2 separate regions of the Homo sapiens genome follow, and region 1 is linked to region 2. Evidence: chromatin loops called from intact Hi-C (ENCODE). Cell type or tissue: natural killer cell. All regions are shown on one strand. Links, peaks and the distances in the headings refer to the core of each region. The heading gives the core; the rest is flanking DNA. Region 1 has its middle 200 kb from the start of MPHOSPH6. Region 2 overlaps CDH13 (cadherin 13).

The links. Hi-C counts contacts between places; a loop is a spot of excess contacts. Peaks named below come from ENCODE experiments on the same cell type or tissue, not always from the same donor. Only the 100,000 strongest peaks of a DNase experiment are listed, where the experiment ranks them.
Region 1: a loop joins it to region 2, with 3 times the contacts of the local background. A loop is called at or near these places in 2 of 110 quality-filtered maps.

What each region holds. Positions count from the first base shown.
Region 1 is chr16:82,360,885-82,373,736 of GRCh38, forward strand. No RefSeq gene overlaps it. Among named protein-coding and RNA genes, the nearest start is that of MPHOSPH6, 200 kb to the left of the region's middle. In natural killer cell, for the core only: no CTCF peak of the experiment used is centred there; a DNase peak (open chromatin) is centred at 7,277.
Region 2 is chr16:83,208,133-83,220,984 of GRCh38, forward strand. CDH13 (cadherin 13) reads left to right here. Exons shown (of 14, transcript NM_001257.5): 5 at 9,213-9,365. Among named protein-coding and RNA genes, the nearest start is that of CDH13-AS1, 180 kb to the right of the region's middle. In natural killer cell, for the core only: CTCF peaks have their summits at 7,455 (motif pointing left) and 7,655; a DNase peak (open chromatin) is centred at 7,459.

The DNA.
Region 1 (12,852 bases), core at 2,878-10,877, 850 kb before region 2:
AATAGCACACTGTGTTTTCCTGCAGATTCACCTCTTCCCCACTCTCAATGTGTATGACTTGGTGGTTGGCCTCCACCTCTAGATTTTACTGTGGAACTGAGACTAAAGCCAGGGCCACTGGAGTATGCTATCACTGAAGCTTAGAGATTTCTTCAAGCATTGGCAAGTGACTTGAGGTGATCCAAACAGGACCATGTACAGCTTTTGCTGCAACTTACGGAAAATAAGCACACTGCTCTTTGGGGAGTACTGAAAGGACAGGATGTACATTCGGAGCAGCTGCTGGCCATCTTGCCCCAACAAGGAGAGAGCCTGGCTGAGACTAGAACCAAGATCCAAGAAAGATTAATGAAGACGTGAAGATCTAGATTTTGGATGAATCCCATCTAAACACCTGGATCTAACTATGCCTGAAGCTTGATACTCCCAGTAATCTCTATTTTGTTTAAGTCAATTTGAGTTGAATTTCCTTCCCCTGCAATTGTAGGAGACTGCTTGCACATCTATCATCACACCATTGCAATTAGTAGCTTTCATTTAGTGAGTAGTTACTATGTTTGCAGTCTTTACTAAGCAAAAATCTTTTTAAAAATCCTTTTTATCCTTTACAAAAAAAGATAAACTAGAGAATGTCAAGATTTGGAGGGACTGTAAGAGCATCTAGTCCAGCGGTTCTTACACAAGACCTATGGACCCCTGAATAATCTCTGCACATTTCAGGGCCTTTTAGCCTCTGGCTTTTTATGCAAGACCACGAGCACTGGATTTTTTCCTGTTTAGAGGGCCCATAACCCTTATCAGATCCTCAATGGTTTGTGTTCCTAGAACCTCTTCTTCTATACCACACAGAATCTTTCCCACTGTCATAAGAAGGTCACATTCCAGTTCCTGCTCCTTCACTGAGGGACCCTGGGGTATTTACTTGCTGCTTCTTAAAATCAAGCACAGGGCTGTATGGAATTGAGTTTATGATTCCCACAAAGATTTTACAAAAGGAAGGGACTTCAAGTCAATTTCTCCTTTGTGGTGGCCGCTTTGGTCTTTGCTTCTGATAGTTGCTTCCACCCCAACTTTTCTGAACCTCAGTTTCCTCCACCAAAAAAAGAGATTTAAGATGATAGCCCTGCCTGATTTACAGAGGGTCATGGGGATGAGCTGAGGGCAGGACTGTGAAATGCCCTGGGGCTTTAGCCTGGTGTCCTGGCCCCATCTCTGCCTTCTGTCTACCTTGCAAGGTGCTTGCTGCTTCTGGGCTGGTCCGTGAGTCTGAGATGTCGGCTTGTTTTCCATGTTCTCCAGCAGCATTGCTGACATCCTGACTGGCTTATGTATACCAGAGCCTGTTCATCAAGCTGGCATATGTAGTTCTTAACAAACACATTAAGGAAACATTCGGAATGTCACTTGCAGAGCAAATGAACAGAAATAGACGGGCCATCTGATACAGAGAGGTATTTTCTTAGCTGGCAGATTTTATTTCCCCTCACACGAGGTTGAGGCCTCTAGAATGAGTTTGTTCATTAATGCATTTACTCAGTTACGCATTTGAATGAATACTGAGGAGCTACTCTGCTCAGCACTGTGATAGGTGCTGGGAGGACAGCAGGGTGTGAATGACAAACAGTGGCATATTCTTATCCTCAAGGTGTTCACCTTCCAGTGATGGGGAGAGACATTCAAAGCAAGATTGCAGTCCACTCTGGTGGGTGATGAGGCACAGTTCAGAAAAGTGTGGCCGGAAGACAGAAGAGGAAACTGACTGTATTCTAGGGGGACAGCTGGGCAGGCTTCAGAGAGGAGGAGACATTTGATCTAGGTTTTGAAGGTTGAGGGAGAGCTTGTCAGGCAGAACAGGCGGTGCTACCTCTAGCGAATGTATTTGAGTCACACAGCCCCCAAGTATGTTAGCAGCGGCGAATTCCTGTGGGTCTGCAGCAACCTCAGTTCTAGACTCTTCAGAAAGAAAGAAACAGAGGCAAGGTTTAGAGCAGGAGTAAAAGTTTATCAAAAAGTTTTAAAGCATAGAGCGGGTGTGGTGGCTCATGCCAGTAATCCCAGCACTTTGGGAGGCTGAGGCAGGCAGATCACCTGAGGTCACGAGTTGGAGACCACCCTGGCCAACATGGTGAAACCTCATCTCTACTACAAATACAAACTTAGCCGAGCATGGTGGCGAGTGCCTATAATCCCAGCTTCTCGGGAGTCTGAGGCAGGAGAATTGCTTGAACCCAGGAGGAGGAGGTTGCAGTGAGCTGAGATTGTACCACTGCACTCCAGCCTGGGCAACAAGAGCAGAACTTCATCTAAAATAAATAAATAAATAAATAAATAAATAAATAAATAAATAAATAATTAAATAAAAGTTTTAAAGCGGGAGCAAAAGGAAGTACATGTAGAAGAGGGTCAAGTGGGCAATTTGAGAGATTCAAGTGCATGATTTGACATTGACTTTGGGTTTTATACATTGGCATGCTTCTGGGAGGTCGCATCCCTTCTCCCCGGAGTTTTCCCTTGGGGTGGGCTGTCTGCATGCACAGTGGCCTGCTAGTGCTTGGGAGGGGCCTCGTGCACAGTGTGTTTCCCGAAGTTGTGCACATGCTCACTTGAGGCATTTTCCCCTTACTAGTTGAGTGTTCCAAGAGGAAGGTCATATGCCATTTAAACTCTGTCATTTTGCCTCTTAGTGCTCATGCTTGAGCCGACTCACTCAACTGCTGAGATCTTATCTGGAAGCTGCTAATCACCAGTTTCAAGGGTTTTCTATCTATTGGGAGACTGCCTTACCCTGGCACTGGCGGCAACTGATATTTATTTTAGAGACAATTTAACAACCACTTGCCCATCACCTAATGGTGGCCTGACATTCCTGGTGGGGGTGGTGGTGGTAGGGGACTTTCCTACCCTGCTCGTGTCTGACTAGCTACCTACTGTAACAGTGGGAGAGTCTGTCTGGGAAAGAGGAGGCGTGCACATGAGCTGTAGTGCTGTAAAGGTGCAATGGAGTCAGAGGCTTGCAGGGCTGGGTACCTGTGGTGCCGCAGGGGAATGGACCAAGGTAGAGTTGGGAGGTGGCTGGGTGCTGGTGGCCCAGGACTGTAATATGCCTCCTGGAGTGGTTCCTGCATTCTCTGGGCCCATGGTATTTTTTTTTTTTTCCCAAGCAGGCAAGTGATATGCTTAAATGTGTTTTAAGGGAAAGTGTGGTGTGGAGTGGGAGGGTGGGGGGTTTGGGGGTGGAAATATTGGATGTAGAAGCAAAAAAGAATGAAGAAATCCAACATGTCCCTAAAGCAGTGGCTGTCAACCCTGCATGATAGAGTCACCAGGAGACCATTTAAGAAGACCTGTTTGTGACCTCCCTTCATGCCTGTTGAATCACAAGGGTTCTGGCGGTGGTATTAAGTTCAAGTGATTGGGATAAGCAGTCAAGGTTGAGAACCACTGCTCTAGGGCTTCTTGGATACACTCACGGGGCTGTGTTGAATACAGATTACTGGGCACCTGGACTAGAGAGGCTGAATGAATGGGCCTCTGATTTTTAAAAATAAACTTTAAATTTTAGAACAGTTTTAGATTTACAGAAAAATTGCAAAGATAGTGCAGTTTCCATAGGCCTCACCTTCGGTTTCCCCAGTTACTAACTTATGTTGTTACTGTACCCTGGTACATTTGTCACAATGAACAAACCAATATCAATGATTATTAACTAAAGTTCATGCTTTATTCAGATTGCCTTAGTTTTTACCTAGCGTCCTTTTGCTGTACCGGGATCCTGTCCAGGACACTGCATCACAGGTAGTTGTCACATCTCCTTGGCTGTGACTGTTTCTCAGACTTGCCTTGATCTTGATGACCTTCCCCATTTTGAGGAGTTTTGAGGAGTTATTTTGAAGAATGTCTCACAATGGAAATGTGTCTGATGTTTTTCTCATGATTAGGCTGGTGTTATGGACTTTTGTTAGGAAAACCACAGAAGTAAATGCCATTCTCATCACGTGATATCAAGGGCACATACTGTCAACATGATATATCACTGTTGATGTTGACTTTGATCACCTGGCTGAGGTAGTGTTCGTTGTTTCTTCACTGCACAGTTATTCTTTTGTACTTCTTTTCTCTACTATTTGAAAGAAATTCACTATCTGTAGCCCACACTGAAAGAATAGGAGTTATGCTCTACTTCCTGAAGGGTGGAGTAGATATGTAAATTATTTGGAATTCTTCTGTATCAAAAGTTTGTCTATTCTCCCCTATTTATTTATTTGTTTAATCATTTATTTATATTGATATGGACACATGGCTATTATGTTATTTTATTTTTAATTAATTTTTAACTTTTTATTTATTTTTAACTTTTGGGTAATATCAATACTATTTGGTTGCTGAAAATGTTTTGGCTTTGGCCATTGGGAGCACTTTCAGTTCACTCTGTATCTCCTTAACGTAACCCTGTTACTGTGGGATTGTTGTATTAGTCTGTTCTCATGCTGCTAATAAAGACATACCTGAGACTGGGTAATTTATAAAAGAAAGACGTTTAGTTGACTCACAGTTCAGCTTGGCTGGGGAGGCCTCAGGAAACTTACAATCATGGTGGAAGGGGAAGCAAACACATCCTTCTTCACGTGGCAGCAGCAAGGAGAAGTGCCAAGCAAAAGGGGGAAAAGCCTGTTATAAAAACCATCAGATCTCATGAGAACTCACTCACTGTCATGAGAACAGCATGAGGGTAACTGCCCCCATGATTCAATTAACTCCTACCCGGTCCCTACTATGACACGTAGGGATTATGGGAACTACAATTCAAGATGAAATGTGGGTAGGGGCACAGCCAAACCATGTCACTCATTTTATTTATTTTTTCTCAGTACTTCCTTACTTTCTGGAACTACAATGAGCTCAGGCTCATTTTGTATACTTCCTGCTCCCATTCTAGAATCCTTGTATTGGAAATCATCCTGGTATTAGAAATCATCATCTGGGTGCTAGGTGTGCTCATTGCTACTGGAGTATTGTTGCTTTTAATAGGTCTACATTTTGTAAGATTTAATGTTTAATCAACTTTGTGGAGGTATACTTCACATACAGTAAAACACACCTATTTTAAGTGTACCTTTTCATGAGTTTTGACAAATTTATAAAGCCACGTTGCCACCATTACAGTCAAGTTGGAACACGTTCCCACATTCTTGTGCCACTTCCCATTCGCTCTCCACACCACTCTCCCTGCCCAGGCAAATACTGATGTGTTTTCTGTCACTTTAGATTAAAGTTGTCTTTTCTAGAGTTTCACGTGACCGGAAACATACGGTATGTACTTTTATGTCTGGCTTCTTTGACTCACCAAAATGTTTTTGAGATTCACACATATTGTGTGTATCAGTTTGTCACTTTTTTTATTGCTGAATGATACTCTTTTGTATGGATATACCAAACTTTGTTTATCCATTCACCTGTTGATGGACATTTAGGTATTTTCTATTCTTTAACTATTAAGAATAAACAGACTTCATTTCAACCAGCATTCCCAGTGACTCTGATGTTAAGGGTCTAAGGAACTCCTATTGAGAACAGTTTTAATGTTATTTTGGAGGAGAATCCCTTCTGATACATCTCATTTTATCACACCTGTTTTGCTAGCTTAGGTTCTTCCTTAAACCTGGATTACATACTGAGAAGATATAGCTTTCGTCTTCTGTTAACCCATCTGTGATTTAGGTGGTTTCATCTGACCTCTTGCTGGGTCTGAGACTCTGCAGTCTGAGATGTCAGACTGCAGAAACTTTGACAGAGACTGCGGTCAGCCTTTGAAACTTCATATTTCTTCCAAGTTCCTTGAGTGTGCTCTCTGTGCTTGAGACTATGTCTTTAGATTCTCCAACTAGCTTGAGAATTTCCTTTGTACTTTTCTTTCTTTCTTTCCCCCTCCTGTGAAAGAAATCCTGTCAAACTAAAGTTACATTTTCTTTTTCAGAGACAGTGGGCACAGGCATATACTCCCCTTTTGTGGCACATGTTTTATTACTGAACTCAGAGGGAAAATAAACCACTTTACGTTTTAACATTAGAGAACAGAAAAGTTATAAGAGCAACAAAAGATGCCTGAATTCTTGTCTTGTTCATCGTCCATCCCATTTTCTCATTTTCTTCCTGTTTCTTTCCATGGTCCTTCACCACTTCTGTACATTAACACCATATAAGCCATGGTAAAACATAACCTCTAAATATCAAAGTTTATTTCTCACTCATGTCAAGCTCCAATGAAAGTTTTCCTGGTTGAGCAACTTTCTTCCAAGTGGTGATTCAAGGGCTCCGGCTCCTTCTGTCTTGTGGTTCTGCTATCTTCCCTACCTTGGTGATTCCCAAGTTGCCGTGGGGGCACTCTTTGTTCAAGACTGCCAGAAAGGGGGAAAAGCATGGAGCAGCCATGCAGGAAGTTTCTATGGGCCAGGCCTGGAAGCAGCTCATGTCACTTCTGGCCATACTCCATGAGCCCGAACTCAGTCCTGTGCCCAACCCTCACTGCTCTGTGCCTAATGGAAGGCTCTCTGCCCAAGAGGAAAAGAAAACACTGCCCACAATTATGGTGATGATTCTATTTGATTCTTACCCTTGGGGCTCTCACTAAGCACCTGTGCAACACACGGTTGGGCGGCTGAGCATTTTCTTGAGTATTTTGTCAGATCTTGGGATCAACCCTTGCCTCCAGTTCCTTTAGGGAAATATCACAAAAAAAGAGTCATTGAAATGTTAGCTTTGTAGGATAACAGTCTTGTCTTCTTTAGTCTCTATTGAATCCCTAATATATAGCACAGTTCATGGCATTACATGGGTGCTCAATAAACATTTGTTAAACGGATTTTTAGAAAATAAACATGAGTTGGCCGGGCGCTGTGGCTCACGCCTGTAATCCCAGCACTTTGGGAGGCCGAGGCGGGCGGATCATAAGGTCAGGAGATCAAGACCGTCCTGGCTAACACGGTGAAACCCCGTCTCTACTAAAAATACAAAAAATTAGCCGGGCGAGGTGGCGGGCGCCTGTAGTCCCAGCTACTCGGGAGGCTGAGGCAGGAGAATGGTGTGAACCCCGGGGGGCGGAGTGTGCAGTGAGCCGAGATCGCGCCACTGCACTCCAGCCTGGGCGACAGCGAGACTCCATCTCAAAAAAAAAAAAAAAAAAAAAAAAAAGAAAATAAACATGAGTTAAAGTTTTGTCTTGACTTGCTCCCCCTGGATCATGTGTAGACTACCAGCAGGTGGCAGAGTGGTTTGAAATGTGCATGCTGGAGCAGGGTGGAGGAACTGGCTGGTGTCCCAGCTCCAGCTGGGCTGTGAGTGCCAGGTCTGGGGTCATAGACTCAAGAGGCAGTATGAGTGTGACAGAGTAGCATCCCTGGACATTGACCACATACAGGATCTCCCAACTCTAAAGTTGGAAGGATTGCTATGCTTATTCTGCAGATGAGGACACTGATTCATGGAGCTGTTAAATAACTTGCCAAAGGTCACCAAAGTGAGTAGCTAGAAAAGGGCAGAGTCAGGATTTGAACCTGGGTAGTGTGACTTGGAAGCTTATGGCTCTTAACCATCATGCTACAATGCCAAGAAGGCAGATAGGGAAATTACCCACCCTGGGGAAAAAACCTGTCCATGTGCAGGTCAAGGTGGCTTTCTTGGGCATCAAGAGACCAGGCAGGGAGCCTGGGAACACAAGGCTGAGGGCATAGCCACAGAGCGGGCCAGTCCTTCCGATGAGGCACCTGGTGGAGGGTCTGAGGGTAGAGGAGAGGCCTCCAGCTGGCTTGGCATCAGGCACTACAAGGAGGGCAGCGGTACCAGGCAGGGACAGATTCATGGATGTGTGTTGGAGGGACAGCCACAAATGGCTGGAGTTGGGAACATACCAGAAATGCTGAGAAGGAGATTTCAGCCCTGTGAAAGGGTTGGCTCATAGTTTCCAAACCACACCGGCAAAACTCTGGGTTTTCACAAAGACACTTGGGTGGCCTCTTGGGTTGATGGGGAGAGAGAGTGGGGAGGGTCCTGAGCCCTTCTCTCCAATACCAGCCAGTATGGTGCTTTCTCTCCAACATCAGCCAGTATGGTGCTTTCTCTCCAACATCAGCCAGTATGGTGCTTTCTCTCTTTTATATATTGGGATTCTGCATAAGTGTTTATTTTAAAAAACAAGTCTCTCCTTTGAAAACCATTCAGCTAAATGGCTTCCAGAGTCCTTCTTTTGATGTCTGAAGTGGAAATGGTATTGGAAGCTCTCCTGACATAAAGACAGTGCACTCCATGAGCCGACTTGAGTCCACTTAGGGTGACTTAGGATGAAGCATGGTTTTGCACCTGCTCTCTCCACCCTTACCTGCCCTGTCCCATGCTCCTCCTCCTCCATCACGTGGAAGGGAAATGGCCATGACTGGCCCAGACAGAGGGCAGTTTGTGCAGCATCTCAGAAACTCTCTGGTTTGAACCATGCAGCCTTGTTTCCATCCCAGCCTGGGCCCCACACTGGCCCTGCAGGAAAGTTTGCCTGGCTCATTATCTGAAAGAAATGGCCTGAGCAGTAGCCTGCCAAGAATGGGGGGAGAAAGGAGAAATAGTAACATTGATTTATTTGGGATGGAAAGATCCACAGACTGGGGAAAAAGGTAGAGAGCAATCATAAAACTGGCTCAGTTCTGCAACCTGCTGTGAGCAGAGACTGTCACAGTGCATAATAGCAAAGGCAGATGAAATGGACACAGGGAGTGCAACCCCTTCCTCCCTATCACAGAACAATAAAGCTAGAAGTCAAGGATGAAATAGGTGGGCTGACCAATAGTACATTGGCCAATTGAAGGCCTGGCATCTACCTTCGAAAGGCTGCCTGTGTTGGGATTGATGTGCTCACTGTGACTGCAGTGCTCTGCAGGAACTGTTTGATAACAAACAGGGTGGCAGACAGGCTTGTCCCTTCATATTAACCCCATCGCTCAGCTGTCATCTCAGTCAATGCCCCAAACTGCCCAATGCCCACCTCACCTTCTTCTCCTGAGGGGCCACCTGGGCTGGAAGGGGTGGAGCTCACCAGCTGGGACTCCTGGGTGGCATCTGTCTCCAGGACCAGGTCATCTTAGGACAGCTCTGGGACCCCACAGACCCAGTGGGTATGACGTGAGAAGTCACATGAAGGAGATCCCTCACAACCAAGTCCATTTGGGGACTCACAGACCCCATAGCCCATTTTTTCAAGTACCAGTCCTGCAAGTTGCGGCAAATCGGAGCAGGGAGAGGCACTTTGCTTTTCCTTTAAGGGTTGGAGAGATTTTTAGCATACAAATTGAAGCATCTCCCCAAGCAGTGCTTTCTCTAAGGCTGAAGGACAAGCAGGGATGGCATGAGTTTTGCTTCCCCAACTGTTCCCAGGCACAGCAGGCCTGCAGGTGGCAGAGAAACAGCACTCACATAGAATAGTCTAAAATATTTTCCACCAAAAACCTCATGCCTGATGATTTGTGTTTGAGCCACATTCAGTGACCTGGACAGAGTTGATACCCAGACCTGGGTTGCATTTGTCCTATGGGAAATGAGGCCTGAGTACAACATAACTGAAAAATCCAGGAGTTGGAAGGTGTGGGGAGTATACGGTCATGTGACCTGGTCTTGGTTCTGGATGATCACTTTGTGCTGGGACCCAGTTGTTTCCTCTAATCTTGGGAACCTGGAGAGTCCTGATCATTTTCCACACTGATTGGGGTTCAGGGAAACACTTGAAGCCTAGGGGTTGGTTAAGACCCACTAGAATGTCTGGATTCCTAGCCCAGCTCTGACCTTCTAGAAGTATGCCCGTGGGCACATCCCTTAACTCTTTCAGACCTTGGTTTCCCTATTTGTCAAGAGTGAATGATGCTGATATGACATGGGATGTTTTCCATTTATTCCTCCAGATTCATTCTCTATCCTTGTCCATCCATCTTTGTGTATAGGAGGCTGACTTATAGGCTGTAGCAATGGGCTTCCTTATCCTGTGGTGTCCAAATGGGTTTGTCAATGGAAGTTGTCAGAAGAAAACTGAAGAAAGGGAAGAGAGTTAGGTCGAGGTATTTGTTTCCCATTTCCTTTCTTCCGGGTCACTGTGAGTTGGTTGCATCCCTTTTCTTTGGATGGTTCTCCATTCAGGTGCCGGTCCCCATCCGTCTACTTGCAAGCTCTTTCAAACCCAAAGGAGTGATGACTTCCTGCTGTCACTAGCTGTGGAGTACTGCACCAGCACCTGTTAGTTCCTGGGGCACTGCGTATACCTTTGTAAACTCCCTTTATTAAGCTTTCATCACTGGCCTCATTTGAATGGGCCATCTTTGTTCTGCCAGGACCCTGACTTGTATATTACAGAAACCTCTTTCATTCATACCTATGTCACAGAGTGGCTGTGATGATTACATGAGTTCATGCACACAGAAAGCTTAAGACAGGGCTTAACACATAGGATGGGTTTGTTAAATGTTAGCTACCTCTGACTCTTAATTCTTGTGTCATTATACTGCCCCAGACGAGGACACACTTTGGATGATTTAGGGACTTGACGTTATGGCCATTTGGTTGTTCTGTCTCGTTTCTGATAGTTCCCTGTTCTTTCCTCCGTGAAATGTGGGTTGATGGAGGTGTCAGCATGTGGCCTTCTGCGCCCACCCACCTCCTTCTCACACCATCCTTAACTCCAGCTTTTTCCTATGGCCGTTTTGAGCCCTGTGCCATGGCCTTGTCTACTCCTGAGGCCCAACACAAAGAGATATGGAGCATAACCTGTATTTGCTGGTGACACACAAGTCTAAAGATGTCACCACAATCTACTTATAGCACCCAAAGAGATTTCTCATGCCTACTTGCAATCACTTCGTATCTGTCCCAACTCCCTAGCCCTGGCAATTGCTGGTTAACTGTCTGTATCTATAGATTTTCCTCTTCTGTGCATTATTTATAAATGGAATCATAACATATGTGGTCTTTTTGTGACTGGCTTTTTTCACTCAGCATAATTTTTTCAAGGTTTATTCATGTTGTGCCATGTATCAACACTTGGTTTCTTTTTATGGTGGAATACTATTCCATTGTGTGGATAGACCACAGTTTATCTCTCTGTCTTCTGTTGACGGACATTTGGATTGTTTCCATTATTTAGGTATTATGAACAAAGCTGCTCTGAGCATTTGAATATATCACATAGGTTGTTTATTTGTGTGATTCATTTAATTAGAATTTAAGCTTGATGAAAGTAGTTTATTATATGTCATATATTGTATTATATATATGTTTGCCATATATGATTGATAAGTGTTTTTTAAATGAAAGAAGACATAAATAGTGGCAATGGAAAGAAATCAAGGTGGTTAGAAATCCTCTAACTGGTTTAGCTGGGAAATCCAGGCTGGTAGAAAAGACATCTTAAGGGGGTCCTGGCAGGTCTGCATTGGCATCACCTGAGGCACAGGGCCAGGGAATCTGCATTTTAGCAAGCTTCCCAGGGAATTCTGAGCACCCTGGAGCTGGGGAAGCCAGGAATATTTTGCCAGTTGGAGAAGCCTGCCTGTGAGTGGTAGAATGAGGTAAAGTTGTGGATTTGTCCCTGCCCAAACATTTCACTTTTACAACTTTGTTTATGAGAGCGATGGAGTTGTGTTCCTTTCCTAGTGATGGTCCCATGTGGGACATCTCTGTCTAGGTCAGGTTAAGGCTGAATCATTTTCCAAAAGTAACTTCAGTTTTCTTCTTTTGTCCTTGGTGCTGACTCTCTCACAACTCATCTGAGGGGTACAGGTTTTCCTTTGCTAGGGGGGATGCTGGATGATTGAAGAGGCAAATAAAGCAGCTTGCAGTCAACTCAGCAAGAAGGAGGTCCAGAGCCACAGACAGGACCACAAAGAGTCACAGCGCCTTGAGTAGGGTAAGCAGCAGGTTAAGTGTGCAAGGGTTAGGAGTCTGGATTAGGAGGAAGCAGCTAACAGGTACCCCTGTAGAGGCATTGAAAAGCAGCATTTCTATATTCCATCATCCAGGCAGGCTCATAATTCTGCCTTTCTTATACTGAACCAGATATACTGTTAGCTTGCTTTGCAGCTGTGCAGAGATATACATGACTGCCTTTGCTGGAAGAAGTTGCTGCTGGTTTTTTAAGGGAAGGTTTGCTCTTTACTTTGATCTGACTTCTAAAGAATAAAGCATATTCTTTTTTATAGCAAAGGAGACTTCTAGGAAGTTTGAGTACCGTATTTAAATTTAAAGTCTCCCCTCAGCATGTGAAGGCAATATTAGTGTCAGTTAGGTGTAACAGATGAATGGTTAACGTAACAAAAGATGGAAAACCTGAAAAAGATTCATATCCAAATGAAAATGCATGTTTGAGCTAAATTACTGCTTTTTGTTGCTACTTACTTTTTATTTGATAATGAGCATTAGCTACATATGAACACTGATAGTCTCTTTAGGATAAATAAGATGCATTTCCACCTGATAATGGGTGTAAATTCAGCAACGTGCTTAGCCCATTTCTCTCCTTCAGGATCCTGAAACAGAATGAGGGAGATAGCATGTTCTTACATATTCAATAGACAAAGTTAAATGGTCTGCCTTTCTCCCCTTATTTTACACATTTTATCCCACATTAGCACCTATATTATAAGAATTTGCTAAATTAAAATGTATATATCATTTATTGGGTACTCTACTCTGTATCAGGTACTATATAGCTCTTTATATAGAATATTTTATGTGATCCTCATCACAGTCCTATGAGATAGGTACTATCTTTATTCTTATTTTACAGAGGGAGAGGAAACTGAGGCTCAAAATGGTCAGGCGACTTATCCA
Region 2 (12,852 bases), core at 2,621-10,620:
AAGGTGGGTGTGGAGCTTCTGTCCTTCTCAGTGGATTGCGAGAACTTTGGCTCCATGTTTCTTCACCAGGGTATGGGGACTCTTGGCCATGAGCTTTCCTTAGTTCCCTGGCTAATTTATGACCTAGAGGTTGAACATGGTTGAGCAGCATAAGGGTGAGAGAAAAGCATGGTACTCCAGCTACCCAGACTGCTGAATGGCTGTGTCTTCAATTTCAAAGGCATGGCAAGGACTAACCCACAGCTGAGAATTAATTAATGCTTACAGATTACCTTACAGAAGCAATCTAATGATAAAACACAAATGCCTCTGAACAGCTATAGGTAAAGGCAACAGTGTTTTTTTTTTTCCTATTTAACGTAGAGTAGAAAACATCTTCTAAATTAGCATATGCATGTAACTCCAATAATTCCTCTTACATGTTTTTAAAAGTTGTCTTTTCCTGTGTAAGTAATATAGGCTCATTTTATAAAACTGAAAATATTATAAGGTGAAGGAAAAAGTATTACACCTACCTTCATCCTCTAAAGACCAGTGCTGTTCACATGTGATTTGTTCGCTTTGGTAGCCAGGAAGGAAGGTCTAATTATTTCCTAGTTTTGCACCCTTGTGATAATAATGCATATGTATAGTTATCATCCTCTGAAAATGTGTCCCTTGATTTTCTACATAGAGGAAAACTAGGCGCATCAATCTGGTTGGATGTGACAGGGAAAGGGTACTAGAATTTATTTATCTAGAAGCTGCCTTGCCTCACAAGCAGTGTTCACTTGGAGGGTCTCCATTTAAAGGGACCCCTGCAAATTATAAGGATAGGGAGGGTATTAAGTCCCTTTTCAACTCCTAAGCATTACCACTGCCTGGGAAGTTCACTATGGGGATGTTCTGCTGAACCCCTATCAACTCCAGTGGGGGTGGCAGCAGGTTCAAGATGCCAAAGAGGAGACCTGGAGCCAGCGATGAGACGAGGGGTTTTATTGGATGCTTCCATACAGGGGAATCCAGTGGTGGCAGGCTGAACAGGAGAACCACAACCACCTGTAAAAGGCATGCAGTTTATATAGCATTTTCAGTTAGCACCCTTTCCCTAACATCCTTCACCTGGCAACTTTCATTCCACCTATGAGTCAGGGCCTGGATCTGCCGTCCATGTTCCATGGGACAGGCCAGGGGTTCAGATGTTCCTCATAGACAAGGAAGGAGCCTCCAGGTCGGCCACTCCCAGATTTCCTAGCTTGGAACAGACATCCGGGTGCATCCTCCACACAGAGTCATTTTCAGGGTATGCATAAGTTATTGCTATCAGGTGCATTTACCATGCAGGGGAATTGTAAAAAGAGAAATAAAGGTCTGAAAATGTGTCTCCAGGTAAAGTGGCTGCATTTTCCAAGAAAAAGAAAAAGGAGGTTTGTATGACAGACCTTATTTTTAATTTGTGAGTTTATGAAGCATTTTATAATCATATAAAAACAGGCAAATAAAGTTGTACTTCTTCACTCAGAGTGTTAATCAAGTGTCTTCTATGTTCCAAGCCCTGGGAATGTGAAAGAGAATAAGAAAGCAACAGCCTGAGGGACAGTTACCACCACCCACCAAGAGGCAAGGTGCTCCCCTAGCTTTAACAGACCTTGCAGGCGAGGAGGGCTAGAGCTCAGGTGGATGAGGTTAAGTCTGCATGGAGTGGGCAGGAGAAAGGGTCAGGGGAAGGTTCAGTGGGTAAGTAATCGCCGGCACCAAGTCCAGGAAGATGAGGGCATCCCCAGCAGAGTAGGTGGGGGATGGCCATCCAGCTAAAGAAAGGCACAGCTCAGAGGGCTGTGCCTCATGCTGGGTTGTGGCTTCGGACTGGAGAAGCAGGTGGAGACCCATCAAAGAAGAGCTCTGAGATTTTACCCTCTGGCAGAGGGAGCCATTGCAAGTTTTCATGGGGTGTTTTTTGTTTGTTTGTTTGAGACAGAGTCTCGCTCTGTCATCCAGGCTAGAGTGCAGTGGTGTGATCTTGGCTCACTGCAACCTCTGCCTCCCGGGTTCAAGCGATTCTCCTGCCTCAGCCTCCCGAGTAACTGGGACTATAGGCGCCTGCCACCACGCCTAGCTAGTTTTTGTATTTTCAGTAGAGACGGGGTCTCACCATGTTGGCCAAGCTGGTCTTGAACTCCTGACCTCAGGTGATCCACCTTCCTCAACCTCCCAAAGTGCTGGGATTATGAGCATGAGCCACTGTGCCAGGCCGATTGCAAGTTTTCATATGGGTACTGCCCCAGTCAGATGTGGGTTTGCATTTTAGAATGACCATTCTGGTTGCAATTAGGACAGGAGATGGGATAAAAGAGAAATCAGAAACATGGAGGCCAGGGAAGAGACTACTTAATATTCATTTACGTATTCATTATGCAATGTTTATTTAAAAGCCCACCACGTACGGCATACTGTTCTAGGCTCTGAGGACAAAGCAGACAAAGTAGCTACTTGAGATCTGGGTTAAGGAGCAGAGGATAGAGGTTGGCAGAGTGTGGGAGGAGGACAATGACTTGCAGAACTTGGCAACTCTGTCATTCTGATACTTCAAATTCATTTTCTATACAAGGAAAAAAGAGTAACCGATTAAAGTGCAATTCAAGAAAGTGAGAACCTACAGGGAAGTACCAAAATATACAACGAAACGCCACAGTCACACATGGCAGTGGGGGATCCTGGATTGGATTTTGGATTAAAAAAAAAAAAAGGTTACTAGAGGCCGGGCGTGGTGGCTCATGCTTCTAATCCGAGCACTTTGGGAGGCCGAGGCAGGCAGATCACAAGGTCAGGAGATTGAGACCATCCTGGCTAACACAGTGAAACCCTGTCTCTACTAAAAATACAAAAATTAGCTGGGCGTGGTGGCACGCACCTGTAGTCCCAGCTACTTGGGAGGCTGAGTCAGGAGAATTACTTGAAACCAGGAGGCAGAGGTTGCAGTGAGCCAAGATCACACCAGTGCACTCCAGCCTGGGTGACAGAGCAAGATTCCATCTCAAAAAAAAAAAAAAAAGGTACTAGAAAAACTGATGAAATCTGAATACATAAAATCTGGAGTCTAGTTAATAGTCAAGTATCAGTGTTAATTTATCAGTTATGACCAATGTTCCATTTTTACGTAAGATGTCAACATTAGGGGAAATTGGATGAAGGGTACATGGGAACTCTGTAGTATCTTTGTAATAGTTCTGTAAATCTAAAATTACCACCCGAAGTTTATAAATGAATACACACATATACACATACAAACCTCAACCTCAACCACATTGAGTAGAAATAATTGTATAATTCATATATAATGACCTTATTTATGTAAAACCACTCAAAGCTGCTATATAGTCTATGAGTTCATATGTATGCAAATACATTAAAAACACACACCACATTGTATCATTCATTACAGCTGAGAATAGAGGTAGGCATGGGACTTTGCAGGGGAACTGAATGGAACATTGGCTTTGTCCATATTGTGTCACATCTGTAAAAGGCATACCGTGAGAACACCCTTAAAATCAAATCAAGGAGTCACTACCTGCTCCAGGCCTCAGTACTCCCTGCCCCTGCCCGGATGCAGAAGACACTGGTCCCAGCTATGCGACGCCCACCTCCCCCCCCCAAACAGCCAGCCAGGAAGTCTCTTTACCCAGGTATGAGGCAAGACTCCTGTGTGCTATTTACATGCCCTTCCAGAGTGTTGACACCAGGGGCTCATGTTCTTTCTCATCCTTAGCTATTTTTTCCATTCCAACTCAGAGGACAAGAAAAAAAAACATCCCACTGTGAAAAGAAGTGTGGAATTACAAAGAATAATAGGAAGTTCTCGCTAACTGTGAAGCCCTGCTATGGAGTATATAATGGGCCTTAACAGCTGCTGCAACAGTCGAGACTCGTGGCAGGGTTTGCTTTGGCCAGAGGAGTGCACTGGATTTCTTATATTTCTTGACATTAAACAACAACAAAGGGCTGCAGGCTCAGCTGCTGCAGCTGTGGAGTTCCCAGGAGTTGAGCACAGCATAATCAAGGTGGTCTGGAAACACACTTGATTTGCATGGAGTGGTTTTGAAGCATGGCTGAGTGTATCCTTGGGTTATGGTCATTGCATACCTCCCATCCCCCAGTTCGTGAAGTTGGAATATGCTGGGGTCCCTCTGAAAACCCAGCTAGGCACCAAGAAGCCAGAGAGGTGGTGGGTAATTCAGAAGGGCTTGAGCTTCCTCCTGGATCTAAACTAAGCCAAGACACTGAGCTTTCCCCTGAAGAGGGACTTTCCCCACTCCACTTTCATGCTTTCCTCGCCAAGCTTCCTCCAAGCCATGGGGTGCCTTTAACACACGTAGAGATGTTGCATCTAGTGACTTTAAGAAAAACCAACTCTGCTTTCTGAGGTCTTAGAAACAGGTTTTTAAAAGACTTCCTGTTAGTGTTATATGTTTAAAATAGGTCTAGAAAGAAGGTGGCAAACAGACCCAGCCTATTTTTAGCAGAGGGCTCCAAACAGTAGCGGTGGAAACCAGCATCAGTGATACTCAACAGGGATGGTGCTGAAAGCTGCCCAAAGCAGTGGTCTTCAAACTTGGGTATGCGTGAGAATCACCTGGGGAGGGGGGATTGTTAAAGCTCAGATTGCCAGCAATTCTCCCCCTACCCTGATTTCTGATACAAGAGGCTTGGGGGAAGCCTGGGAATTTGCGTTTTTAATGAGTTCCCAGTGATGCTGATACTGTTCCAGTGAATCATATCTTGAGACCAATTAGTCTAGAGAAAGCAAGGCCCCTACTGGAAGTGACACCCACCATTTCCCTGTGCTGGTGGTCCCATAGGGCCTCTCACTCTGGGAACACCATTCTTGGCTGTGGGTGTTTCTTCAAAGTGAACATAGCTCTGAGGAGCAGGAGGCAGGTTCAGCAGCCACATCCTTAAGAACATAAAAAGTTGAAGAGAGACAGAAGAGAGACAGACGTGTGCAGTGCTAAGCTGGGGCCCTCACAATGGGGACTGGCTTCTTTCCTGGGGAATAAGTAATTTCAATTCAGCAGCAGGAGCCAACTCAGCTAGGTCCTGCCTCTAAGACCTTTGTGTCTGTACCACCAAGTGGCTCAAGCTCTCTGAGAGAGGGCAAGAAAATGACTGAGACCCACCCTTGGCAGCAGAAGGGAAAGTCACCCTGGGATAATTTCTGGGTCTAGAATTCAGCTTTCTGTGCCGAGTGGCAGGCAGAGAAACGGGAGGGTGGTGATGTTTGTCCCAAGAGGCCCATTCCCCCACCCCCTCCTTGTTTCTTCTAGAAGGTCTGGGTGCTGTGTTCCCAACTTTTTCTGAGCAGAGAAGGGTCAAGAAAAGATAACTAACAGCCCGGAAGGCTTTTCCTGGCAGGTCTTCACCAGCGGGGCCTGTGTCTGGCAGATAGATGGGTCAGAGAAGCCCATTCTTGGGAAGCATGATTGCTTCATAGCTCTTGTAGAATTCCCATGTTCGTTGCTCGTCAGAATGCATTGTATGTTAATAGAATCTTCAAAAAGGACCTGCTCATCTCAGGTGTGCTTAGGAGAACAAGAGGAAGGAGTTTTAATCCATATTTGGGCAAAGGTGGTAATGAGAGGTGAAGCCAGCTGGACTTCCTGGGTGGAGTGGGGACTTGCAGAACTTTTCTTAGAAGAGGATGGTAAAATGCACCAATCAGCACTCTGTAGCTAGGATTGTAAAATGCACCAATCAGTGCTCTGTAGCTACCTAGAGGTTTGTAAAATGCACCAATCAGTGCTCTGTAAAAACGCACCAATCTGCACTCTGTGGCTCGCTAGAGGTTTGTAAAATGGACCAATCAGCACTCTGTAAAGTGGGCCAATCAGCACTCTGTAAAATAGACCAATCAGCAGGACATGGGTGGGGACAAATAAGGGAATAAAAGCTGGCCACCCCCAAGGCAGCAGCGACAACCTGCTCGGATCCCCTTCCACACCGTGGAAGCTTTGTTCTTTCGCTCTTCACAGTAAATACTGCTGCTGGCAGAGAGGGGTGAAGCAATAATGACCACAGTGACAGAGAAGAGGTGAGTGTGCTTGGTGACCCCTTCCCACGCAGGGAGCTGTTTCCAGAGCACTTCTCTTCTGGGAGGCCTGTGAATTTTGTTATTAAAAAGGAAACCTAGGCCGGACGTGGTGGCTCACACCTGTAATCCCAGCACTTTGGGAGGCTGAGGCGGGTGGATCACATCAGGTAAGGAGTTCGAGATTAGCGTGGCCAACATGGGGAAAACCCATCTCTACTAAAAATATAAAAATTAGCCAGGCATGGTGGCGTGTGCCTGTAGTTCCACCTACTTAGGGGGCTGAGGTGGGAGAATCACTTGAACCTGGGAGGCGGAGGTTGCAGTGAGCCGAAATTGCACCACTGCATTCCAGCCTGGGTGACAGAGTGAGACTCTGTCTCAAAAAAAAAAAAAAAAAAAAAAAGAGGAAACCACCTATTCCCTCAGAAAAGGATAGAGATACCATTCTTACCCATTAACAACAGTGTAATTTTATTGTGATGATTAATATTGGAATTATTAGCTTTGATTAACTGAGCTCCTTCTGTGTGGCAGGACATGTACTTTATAGATGCCATCTCATTAAACCCTCGGCAATGCTGGGAAGTAAGTGGTGTCATCTGCACTTTAAAGATGAGGCGATGGACCGTGTTCATACTCACACAGTGGATCACTGGGAAAGCTAGGATTGCAACATATAGCTGTCTAATCCGTGGAGTTCATTCTCGCTACTTGCCAGCCACAGGGATCCAATGGTGAGCCCAGTAAGCTGTGGCTCTTGACCTCATGGGGCTTCCAGGCAGCAAGTAGAGGGGTCAGTGGAAAAGTATCAGTTGGATTAATCAAGTCAAGCAATGACTGAAAATTATTTTCATCAGAGAGTATCAAACACCTCTTTTTTTTTTTTTTTTTTTTTGAGATGGAGTCTTACTCTGTCACTCAGGCTAGAGTGCAGTGGAGCAATCCCAGCTCACTGCAACCTATGCCTCCCAGATTCAAGCGATTCTGCTGCCTCAGCCTCCAGAGTAACAGGGATTACAGGTGTGCGCCATCACGCCCAGCTAAATTTTCTGTAGTTTTTGTAGAGACGGAGTTTCACCATGTTGGCCAGGCTGGTCTTGAATTCCTGACCTCAAGTGATCCGCCCACCTTGGCCTCTCAAAGTGCTGGGATTACAGGCATGAGCCACCACGCCCGGCCCACATAGTTTATTTTTAATTTTCTTTTGTATCCAATTTTCAGTTACTCTTAAAAATACAAACATATGTAATTGGTGTTTAGTCAACACTCAGTGTATTTTAATAAACAACATTTTTTAATCGGAAAAAAAAAAAACCTGTAATGCCTTGAGTGATCCTGCCAGATGAACCCTGGCGTAAAGTTCATGCTGCCTTAGGCACCATTGCCACCTGGTGTCAGACATCGGAATTGCAGGCTTGGCGGCAGCTAAAGTGGCGGGGGTGGTGGGGTGGTGGAGCAGGGGGCGGGCAGGACCCATTTTGATTAGGAGAGGGCAGGTTTCCTGTCTTAGCCACCTAAACCCTCCAGGCGCTGTTGAGTATGTGTCAACAGGTGCCTGTTCGTTTGTAATTTGGTGACAGCTAGATCTGTATCAGCTTTCTTTTATCTGTGTGTCCTGAATGATTATTGTGTTCATGACCTTTCAATTGTTTTGTTATAATCAAATTAACGTTTGAAGGTTCTGATGATAAAGTGACATAAATATAGATGAATACTTGAGGGTAAACTCTAGATTCCACTTATGCCAATAATAGTTCTCTTTAGTTGCACATCTACATAAAAAGACCACCCCCCATACTTTGACCCCAACTGCTTCTCAGCCTAACCCTCTACATGCTTAAGCATATGCCAGTAACTCACGATTTGCAAAACTTTCCAGACTCTTCCTTGTCTGCCTGCTGCCTTTGTCTGTGCTGTTCCCTCTGCCTGGAACTACTCTCCTCCACCTTTCCCTTCCAAATTTATTCTTCAAATGTCAAATCAAGGTCGACAATTTGTAGGAAAATTCCATAAAGTAAATTCAGAAACGACAGTGTTGTATGTTGTATTGCAGTGTCTCTAGAGAATGGAAGATGTGGTTCTGAACCCATTTTTATCTCTTTCATAGCTTTGGCCATGGCCAGCTTGCTGACTCATTCTATCTCAGTGGTTTCATCCATTAAGTGGAAATAATAATGTCCTCTGCCTCCAGCATTGAAATATATATATATATATATATATATATATATATATATATATATATATACACAACCCTAATTTGAGGTTTATATATAACATATATATTTTATTTATTATATATATTTAATACATAGGGATTTAATATATGTAATATTTAATATATATAATGGGGTTTAATATATATAATATGTAGGGTTTAATATATATATTAATATATAATACATAGGGGTTTAATATATATAATACATAGGGGTTTAATATATATATTATATATCATATTTAGGGGTTTCACATATATAAAACCCCTAAATTGAGGTATCTATATATAATATTGATGCATATATATTTAATATATAGGGGTTTGATATATATAATATTTAGGGGTTATATACATATTATATATATAAGCCCCCTAAATAGATGTGTGTATGTGTATATATGTGTATATATGTATATGTATAAACCTTTTCTGATGAGACAAAGTGCTTCCTCTGCACCATGCCTAGTACCTAGTAGAAGTGACAGGGCAGGTGACACTGGATTAGTGGATATATGTAAATACCTGGAATCTTGATCAATGCATGCGCAGCAAATGGCTTCCATTACCTTTTTTGTTTTGTTTGCAGATAAATATTTTTTTGAAAAAAATATATTTCGTGGAGTTAAAAATAATAAAATGTCCAACTTTGACTGAACTGGCATTATTGCCCTCCTTGATCCATCACTGTATGTCACCCGAGTGCTGGTAAGCTTCCTCAGCTGCCAGCTGCAAAGACGTGGATATTAGGATGAAAGGCGTTAGGCAGTGATGCTATTTCTGGTGCTGTTACTTTAGTCAAATCTGTGTTCACCAGGTACCCATGTGCTGGCACCTGTGATTAGTGAATTGCTCATGGGAGTATGTTTGCAATGTGCTTTCTCTGTGTTTTCCAGGCAGTTTTAAATGTCTCTCTGTTTTTCTGACTAGGTAGTCGATAGTGACAGGCCAGAAAGGTCCAAGTTCCGGCTCACTGGAAAGGGAGTGGATCAAGAGCCTAAAGGAATTTTCAGAATCAATGAGAACACAGGGAGCGTCTCCGTGACACGGACCTTGGACAGAGAAGTAATCGCTGTTTATCAAGTGAGTACCCCTCTCCCATGCCCACCCTGTGCGCAGAAATGTGGCTTTCAAAGATTGTTTTCTTCCCACTGAGCTCATTATTTCTGTGCCTCATCAAACCCGGGACTGCATGGCTTTAGGGTGTTTCTGTGGGAGCTGAAGTGGATGGAATTGAACCCTGACAGGGCAACAGTGGGGGGTCTTTATCTCATCAGTAGAGCCCTCCAGGCCTGCATCAGACTTTGGGTACCAGAGACCAAGAAGGGAGACCCTGGGGGCATCTCAGAGGAGGTCAGAACCCTTAGGGCAACTTTGGCTTTCCAGAGACCAGCTTGATGATCTAGAGCTGGAAGAGGTATAAACCCCAAGACCTGATATAATTAGCAAGACATGGTCCTTAGGGTGAAAACAGTTGCTAAATATTCAGCCATAAAGGAGTAGTTAAATTATGGCAGATTTTGCAAGGCAGTTTTCTCTAGCCATTTAAAATGCTTCTGAAGAAGTTGTGTTATATGGGAGAGATTCAAGATATTGAATGAAAACAACATACAGACACATATGGTATCCTCATTACCAATGGAGTATTTGCACATATCATGAGGTGTATATGTTTAACAAAAATGATAAAGAAAAATCAGTGGGTTAATGGTTGTATTTGGAAGTGATTGATTGATTGATTGATTTGGTTTTCTTACCTACTTAAATGCATTATTGTGAGTTTGAAGTGAGAAGATACTATAAGGGCGTTGGAGGCATAAAGTGCTGGACAGACATAGAGCAGTAGCATGATGGTAGGTAGTAAAGTCCCCACCCTCCAGCAGAACCCTTACTGGGCAATGCGCTCAAGGGTCTCAGGCCCTGGGAGGATGCGGGTGCTTTCCAGATGTCCATCTCGGAAGCCTTGCCAAAGCCTTTTCTGAGCATTTGCTGGGGGAGTCACCTGTCAATGAGAACTGAAACGTGAGCCATGAGTCCCAACTTATACTCAAGGGGGAATCAGGTAGTTGTATAAATTGAATGTTGGTGACCTCAGAAATACCCAGTTCCAGCTGGCCTTGACAGTAACCAGAGGTGACCTGGCAGCTATTGGGGTCCAGCTCCTGTAGGAACAACCAGCAGCAGACTATGGATAGATGCCCTCTTGTCTTTCTGTGCCCATCATGGGAGTCTCCAAGAAAGTTCTGGCACAAAAAACTAAGGAAAGATACAATAAATTTCATAATTTCTTAACAGAGTGATCAAGAGCTGTGGGATCTGATATGGTTTGGCTGTCTCCCCAATCTCATCTTGAATTGTAGCTCTGAGAATTCACACGTGTCATGGGAGGGACCCAGTGGGAGGTAATTGAGTCATGGGGGTGAGTCTTTCTCGTGCTGTTCTCGTGATAGTGAATAAGTCTCATGAGATCTGATGGTTTTATGAATGGGAGTTCCCCTGCACATGCTTTCTTGCCCACCGTGTAAGAAGTCCCCTTGTTCTTCCTCCATCTTCTGCCATGATTGTGAGGCCTCCCCAGCCATGTGGAACTGTGAGTTCATTAAATCTCTGTCCTTTGTAAATTACCCAGTCCCGGGTATGTCTTCATTAGCAGCATGAGAACGGACTAATACAGCATCTGAGATCCTCCATTCAGGTCTCAGTGCTGCTGCGTACTGAGCTGTGGGACCTTGAGCAACACTCTTACCCTCCCTGATCTTGGGATTCTTGTCCATAAAGTATGATTACAGCTAACGCTTCTGAGGATTATAAAAAATGAAATTACTAGTTTTTGCTAACTAGTAATTGCTAAACAGCTAATAAAACAGAGCTTCGGTTGCAGCTTGGAGCTTCCCATACTTTTTAAAAACTGAGGCCATATAATATTACGGTAGTTAAAAGCATGGATTCTGCACACAGCCAGATTGGCTGCATTCAAATCATGGCTATCATGTACTAGGTGTGGAAACTTGACAAATTGTCTGCCTCAACTTCTTATCCTGGAAAATGGGAAAAATAATAATGATGTCATAGGATTTCATAAGGATTAAATGAGTTAATACATATGAAGCATTTAGAAAATGCTGGAAACATAGTAAGCATCATATAATCTTCCTACATGGGTGACAATAATCAATGATATTAAAGGTGAAGGAAGGTAAGTGAAAACCCAAAGGATTCCAAGTTATAGCCCAATCTCTCATGTCCAGCACAAACTTTCCTTGAGTAGTCTTGAGTTTTTACTATACTTTTATAGTCTATGTCATAGCATATGGATTGATTGAGCAATTCATTCATTTTACATACATTTAATTGAGTGCTTATAGGGTAAGGGACACGCTTCAAGGTGTTCGGAGGATACAGTAGCAACAAGACACACTGGGTTCCTTGCTTTCATGTATCTTTTATTCTAGTTCTTTGTTTCGGAATAAACTGGCTTGAATTCCTCTCTTCTGTGTGTAGGTGACATGGCAGGAAGTTGTGCCTGGTTTGTAACATGGCTTGTTGATAACACCAGCACAGGGTCATATACCCTCATTGGAAAGGGTACTGGTATTTAGTGGGAATGCAGTTTCTTACACAAGTACTTGGGTTACTTACGACTGGCAGACTGGGGCCCAGCCCTTGGCAGCGCACTCTTCAATGGGCTCATGAGGGCCTACTTTCTGATGCCGTTTCCCTCCGTGCTTCATGCACTTCAGTTCGGTCATTGTCCTGTTTTCATCATACCCGCACTGAAGCTTCTTACAGTTGCTGAAGCTTCTTCCTTGAAGAAGCAAGTTTGAGGAAGAGCCCCGATCATTCTGCGGTTCTTTATTTTTAGATGATGAGAACTGGGTTACTCTCATGTTGGTCTACTTTGGGCACAGGAATGTTGCAATTTCCGTTCATTCCAAGTGCCTGTTTAAGAATAAGTTACTATTTTAGTAGTACAGCTAGATCCATGGTATTCATGGTAGTCAACACGGTTGGGAGCAAATGTGGTTCTTCAAAGAGGAGAATCCTGGGTCTCCAAATCCTCACATTTTAGTTTCTAGTCTTGCAAGTTTAAAAAGGAGAGAGCCGGGTGCAGCACACCAACATGGCTCATGTATACATATGTAACAAACCTGTACGTTGTGCACATGTACCATAGAACTTAAAGTGTAATAATAATAAAAAATAATAAATAAATAAAAATAAAAATAGAAAAACAGAGCAAGAAAAAAAAAGAAAAAGAAAAAAAAAAAAGGAGAGAGCCTGCAGGTGAATGTGTTGTCATCATAATAGCGCCAATGTTTCTGTTGTTTAAAGTTAAGTGCTGCTCACATGCAAGTACGTGTTGATGTATTAACGTTTTCCAAATCCAACAAGAAATATTTTGATCTAAACCTCAGGGATTTGTATGATAAGAAATAATCTGGAATACATTTGTCCTTGGGCCCCTGAAAGTGCATCACCATTGAAGCTCCTGTTTATTGAACACTGCATGGCAGATATTATGCTAAACACTTTGTATAATTCTCTTATTTAATCCATTTCACACAAGAGA